Linked DNA regions of Homo sapiens: region 1 is linked to region 2. A link is a loop called in an ENCODE intact Hi-C map of the cell type or tissue named here. Cell type or tissue: natural killer cell. All regions are shown on one strand. Each heading gives the region's core, and the rest is flanking DNA. Links, peaks and the distances in the headings are about the cores only.

Evidence for each region. Hi-C counts contacts between places; a loop is a spot of excess contacts. Peaks named below come from ENCODE experiments on the same cell type or tissue, not always from the same donor. Only the 100,000 strongest peaks of a DNase experiment are listed, where the experiment ranks them.
Region 1: a loop joins it to region 2, with 7 times the contacts of the local background. A loop is called at or near these places in 3 of 110 quality-filtered maps.

Annotation. Positions count from the first base shown.
Region 1 is chr17:39,768,700-39,771,507 of GRCh38, reverse strand. All of the region lies in intron 7 of IKZF3 (IKAROS family zinc finger 3), which reads left to right. Among named protein-coding and RNA genes, the nearest start is that of GRB7, 32 kb to the right of the region's middle. RefSeq lists a silencer at 1,044-1,113. In natural killer cell, for the core only: no CTCF peak of the experiment used is centred there; DNase peaks (open chromatin) are centred at 1,137 and 1,227; H3K27ac peaks cover 2,500 bases.
Region 2 is chr17:40,321,743-40,324,550 of GRCh38, reverse strand. The region is part of intron 1 of RARA (retinoic acid receptor alpha); the gene reads right to left. LOC105371934 (a long non-coding RNA gene) reads left to right here and starts at 2,027. Exons shown (of 2, transcript NR_189654.1): 1 at 2,027-2,219. In natural killer cell, for the core only: no CTCF peak of the experiment used is centred there; DNase peaks (open chromatin) are centred at 440, 1,550 and 1,880; H3K4me3 peaks cover 1,838 bases; H3K27ac peaks cover 2,500 bases.

The DNA.
Region 1 (2,808 bases), core at 52-2,551, 550 kb after region 2:
TGGCTACTCTATGTTTTGTTCTACCATGTAGCATTAAGGATACTGATTTGTCATGAAATGATGTACATGCTGCATCTCCTCTAGTGGATTGCAATTTTGTTGTATTCCTCAAATCACCTAACCATGGTGCTAAGCAAATAATGGGAATAGAGTGCTTACACATGCCTGGCACTGCTAAGCACTTTATAGATATCATAACAACTCTGCACAGCATATACTTCTTGAGTGCATGTGCTGGTCCATGTGGAAAAAGCAGTTGCTGCCACTAAGCCCCCTTTCCCTCTGCTATGGGAACCATCACAGCAGAAAACCTGAAGTCACTGCTGGTGGTGGGGCTGTGCAGCCATGGGCAAGGTAGCAGCCAGGAAACATCAGTTAACACTCAAACATATACTGGGATATGTGGGCTCTTGGATTACATCCTGGTTCTCTGTTCACCAACTGGGCAATCTTGGAAAGTGAATCAAACTGTTTGTGCTTTAGGTTCTTCATCTAAGAGATGATAATTCATACCTTAAAAGGTATCATACAAAAATTAGCCAGGCATAGTGGCACGTGCCTGTAGTCCCAGACACTTGGGAGGCTGAGGCAAGAGAATCACTTGAACCCAGGAGACGGAGGTTGCAGTGAGTCGAGATCGTACCATTGCACTCCATCCTGGGTGACAGAGCAAGACTCTGTCTCAAAAAAAAAAAAAAAGTATCAACCCCTAATGGGCTGGTAAAATGAGACAGTATGCAAAGTATCTAGGATGGCACGGTGGATACAGCAGGGGCTCAATAAATAGTACTTATCATTATTGGGATTATTGTATATAAGGCACAGTGCAAGGTACTGTGAAATATAAAGACCAGAAGTAAACATATTAGGGTGGTGGGTCTTCCCCCTCAACCCTGCAGACAGAGTTCTGAATCCACTTGCTCAGTTAAGGGCCCTTTTAGCTCTAGCCTGTGATTCTGTACTTCCAAGTTGGCACTTAGAAGCCAACAACCATATGTCCTCACCACATTGCATCAGTTCAGGTCAGGTGGTTTCTTAGTTTAGAGTTAACAAAGCCAAGATATAAGACATTGACACCTTTAAAAAGAACCACAGGTAGGGAATGGCCCAACCAGGCAGCCTTAGTTTCTAAACTTAGGACTTGCTGTTGCCGTGTGTATTTTTGTTGGAAGAAGACCTCTAATTCAGCCTGAAGCTGGTATCATGAATCATTCAAAGGCGTGGTGTGATTTTGACTAGAAGCTGGACCAGATGCTCCGTGCAGGTTTGGAAGCAGTTACACTTTTGTGGTTTGACTAACCTTTTTTATGAGTGTGTTACTAAAGAAACGTGAGCTGTTGGCTTTTCAATTACTGTAGTTTACCCTTTCTGGGTTTCATACACATTGAGTCATCGTGTCTACAGGTGACTGATAATCATCTGCACTGCTCAAGTTACCGTAACTCAGAGACGAGGGGATCTGATGATTGCAAGTTGCATGCACGTGAACATCTGAGGCTGCCCCATCTCCTTAACAATGAACAATGGTCTGTGTTAACTACAGAATTCAGTCACATATTTCCACTCATCCAGGGGTTTATCTTCCTCTTAATGTTTTGCCTTTTACAATTTTAGCACTCAGCTGTTTTCTGACATATGCTGCAGGTGGTATAGATTGTGAAATTGTAGGCCTTGTTAAGTAAAGCAAACTCTTAGGAGAAAGGATAAAATCAGAGTTTGTGATGTGCCTACCCCACCCAGAAACCTTCTGGAGCCTCTCTGTTGGGTGAAAAGAGAAAAAGTTTCTCAAGGACCCCTGGTATTTAGGGAGATGAATAGAGGTGGCCACAGTGGAAAATAACCAATAACCTTAAAAAGGCCAAGAAACCGAAGTTCATCATTTCTGTGTCACATTCTAGGGAATGAATGTCTGTGACCTTAGCTGGCTCTCATGTTCTCAGTCTTCCAGATGGCCTTGACCAAAGATATATCCAATCTGGAAACTGAAAATAAAAAACATTGATTACTTTGGCCAAGGTCTACTCTGCTGTTGCTTCTCATTGAGTTTCCAAGACAGGGTATTTTCGTTTGCATATTTTTTTTCTCTCTCAGGTATTTCTCTGGAAACTATCAGGTTGGCCTTAAGGTCAGCTGCTTGTGGGGATGCAAAGACAAATTCATCTCATGGGAATAGATCTTTTAGCTGGTTCTTCTGGCTCCAATTTCTCACTGTTCTGGTCTGCCTTACACATTGCTGTTACGTTAACCACAAACCTGTCTTTCTCAAGGGCAGGTAGCCTTGGCTCTTGGTTCGGATTCACACCCTACAGTGGGCCATTCGGAATGCCCACCATTCGGTCCTACCATGCATTATCTTTTTTCAGTGTTTCCCCAAATGTAGGATGCAAATTGCCAGCAAGCACATGGAGCATTTAAAAACCTGGGTCCACACAGCAGGATAATTATTTTCTTTCCAGTTCTCTTTCAGTCTCCTGGATCATACTAAGGAGAAAAATTTAGACTTAATTTGATGCCAGTTGTCTTTAACACTAATCTCACACTTGGTAATCTCTGTTTTTAACAAAGGGGGAAGGGATCTTAGTCTCCAAGTACTCACAGTAGTATCCGATCAAAATTTAATGAAATGCTCTGTTTCATTGTCTTTATTTTTCATAGTTACCTTCTACTTGTGGAAAGTGATTCTGGTTTTCCGTTTATGTTAGTGATATAAAGTTTCCTTAAAAACCACATTTATTTTAGAAAAAGAAAAAAAGAAAGAAAATGTGAACCAAATCAAACAGAGGAAAAAAACCCAAGCATTTACCAAGT
Region 2 (2,808 bases), core at 184-2,683:
GCAGTCCAGGTTCTAGGAGGAGGAAGTGGGGGTCTCTGCTGGTCAGGGCTGTGCTCCCAACTCCTCCATCCCCAGGGGCCATACCCCAGATCCCCCGGGGGACATGGTCAGGACCTCTGAAGCCCAGGGTGTCTGAGAGGTCCACGTAGAACCAGAACTGAAGCCTCCCTACTCCAAGCAACGAGTAGGTGAAAGGGCAGGGGGTAATTCAGGCCTCAAGAAGAGGGACCAACCCACAGGGAAGGAAAAAAAAAATGGGAAGAGGAAGAGATGAGCCTACTGAGGCCACAGCCAGACCACAGAAATGTGTGGACCATACGCAGGCAGCTCTGTTGGGTGAGGGACCAAAGGGGCACAGACAAAAGGGGACCCCCTAGCTTGGAAACCACCGACCTCACATCCAGCCTGGCACGGGGCTTTCCCCACCCTCACACCTTGGCAGCTGCCCCCTCACCACTACCTCCCCTCCATGCTACCAAGCAGGAAGCACAGCTCTCTCACAATGGGGGGACAGCTTACAGAGATACAGGCAGGGCCAGGGTGGGGAGATAGGCTGCAGCAGCCCTCACCCCTCCCCTCAGCTCAGCCCAACCCTGCGTATGCCATATTCTGAGTCCCAGGGCAAACTGCCAGCAGGACTAGATGGTACCAGCCCCCTCTCAGCATCCCACCCTGGGGACCCACGCTGCAGGGAATCCAGGAATACACCCCCCCACCAAGTCCTGCCTCAGGATATCCTTTTGGCTCTGACCCCAGACCAGGCCTGAGTCAGACTGTGCCCTGCCCCATACCCCCCCTCCGACCCATTGACCCCCCCCCAAGCAACTTCCTACTCCACACCCGCCTACTCAGTTGGGGCTAGAACTAGGGGGAATCTCTTCCCCTCACCATCCCCAGCTGAACAGGGAAGCCCACAGGTGGATAGGGATAATAGGTCACAGATCCCCATGGCCTTCCCCTTAGAGAAGAGCGCCTGCCAGACAAGGGAGAAGCGGGTGCAGGCTGTGTGTGCAGGGGAAGGCATAGTCTGCAGAGCCCCCACCTCCCCAGCCCCAAACACATGCAACCTAGGACCCTGCCCCACAGCCCCTTGACACTCCAGCCTGGAGTCCAGGAAGCCACAGAAACTCCCTGGGGAAGGTGGTTTCCATCAGAACACAGGATGGGAGCAGGCTCCAGAACTGTATATGAGGACAGATAGGGAGCACAGAGGTTCCCTGAATGGGCATCTCTATGAGCGAGAGGAACCCCGGCCAGAGGGGACAAGGGCTGCAAAATCAGTCAGACTCACAAAGTCACAGCCACGGTCAGGCACAGCCAGATGCGGTCACAGTCTCCCCAGCACTCAGTCTGAGTAGGTGGCAGTGACTCCTCCCCACAGACAGAAGTCTGGGGGGTCCTGGGGAATCTGGGGCATCAGAGACCACACACACTCAGCCTGAAAGGACCCCCTAGTCAAGTCCCCCAAGTACCCCCCCAGCCTGGTGGGGAGGGGTAGCTCCTTCCCCACAAGAACCAGGGGTAGTGCCCACGGCAGACATCACCATGGCAACCAACAACAAACATCCCAGGAACCACAGTGGGACAGGAAGTGACAGCCACGTGACAGGAAGACATTTTTTTTCTTAGTGTTGGGGGGGTGATGAAGATTGTTTGCACCCCCTGGGGAATCAGCTGTCCCCCAGGTTTCTCCTACCTGGAGCTGGAGGGAAGGGGGACCACTAGGAAGGGGGCCAACCCCTCCTTGATCTGCACAGTGGGTCACAGGACTGACAGGGCTCTCCCTCCCTGCCTGCCACTCATGGGTCCCCCCCTTAACCCCCCTCTTTTCCACTTCCTGCCGTGACTGGAGATCAGAGAACTCCCCACCGCAGCTTCCCCTTCTCAAGTCTCGATTCCTGGGCTGAAGGTTTCACTGTAGGGCGAGGGACAGAGGGAAGGAGGGCTGAGGACCTGCGGTAGGACCCAGGGGACAGAGGCTCCGGGGGGAGGGCCGGGATAAAGCCACTCCAAGGTAGGTGTGTACACACAGACACACAGCGAGTGGGTCACGGTGACACTGCCTGCGGGGTACAGTGACACATGGAGACTGCCTGACCTCAAGTAACTCTGTGGGGAGAGGGAACAGCCAGAGGACCCAGCCCCGGCGTGCCCCACTCTTGCCCTGTCCTGAGCCTCCAGGTTCATCTCCGGCATCTACTGGCCTCCAGGCAAGCAAGGTCCCAACTGTGCCTAGCCCCTGCCACCTCTCCCCTGCCACCTCTTCCCTGCCACTTCTCCCCTGCCTTTTGTGCTTGAGGAATCCCCCTCACTGCTCCAAGGTGCCCGCCCAGACGAGGGCACCTTGGCTGAAGGTGGGGGAATGGAACCTCCCTCCACCCCCCTCCCCTTCTCTGCAGATGTCCCAGACTATATTTAGCCCAAACCGGGCGGCCAGCCAGACCCAGACTCCCCACTGGCCCAGAGCTGAGCTCCCAGTTTTTAGGCAATTAAAACATTAACAGAGAACCACCCCCATCTACACACCCCCACACCCCTAGCCCTGCCAGGGCAGCACAGCTCTGAAAACTTGAAGGAGGGCAGCCCAGCTCTGCAGCCAGGGATGGGGGTGGGGGTCATCAGGCAGGACAGGGGCATCATCCATAAGATCAGGTTGACACTTGGAGTGGCGAAGGGGAAGTCTTCCCTTGTTCCGGCAGAAGGGAAAGGCATATCCAGTTGGGGGGGTGGAGTTGCCTAGCTGCAGAAATTACACCTGTCATTCTGCAGCCCCCTCCCTAGCAAGCTCCAGTTATAGGGCTGGGGTTG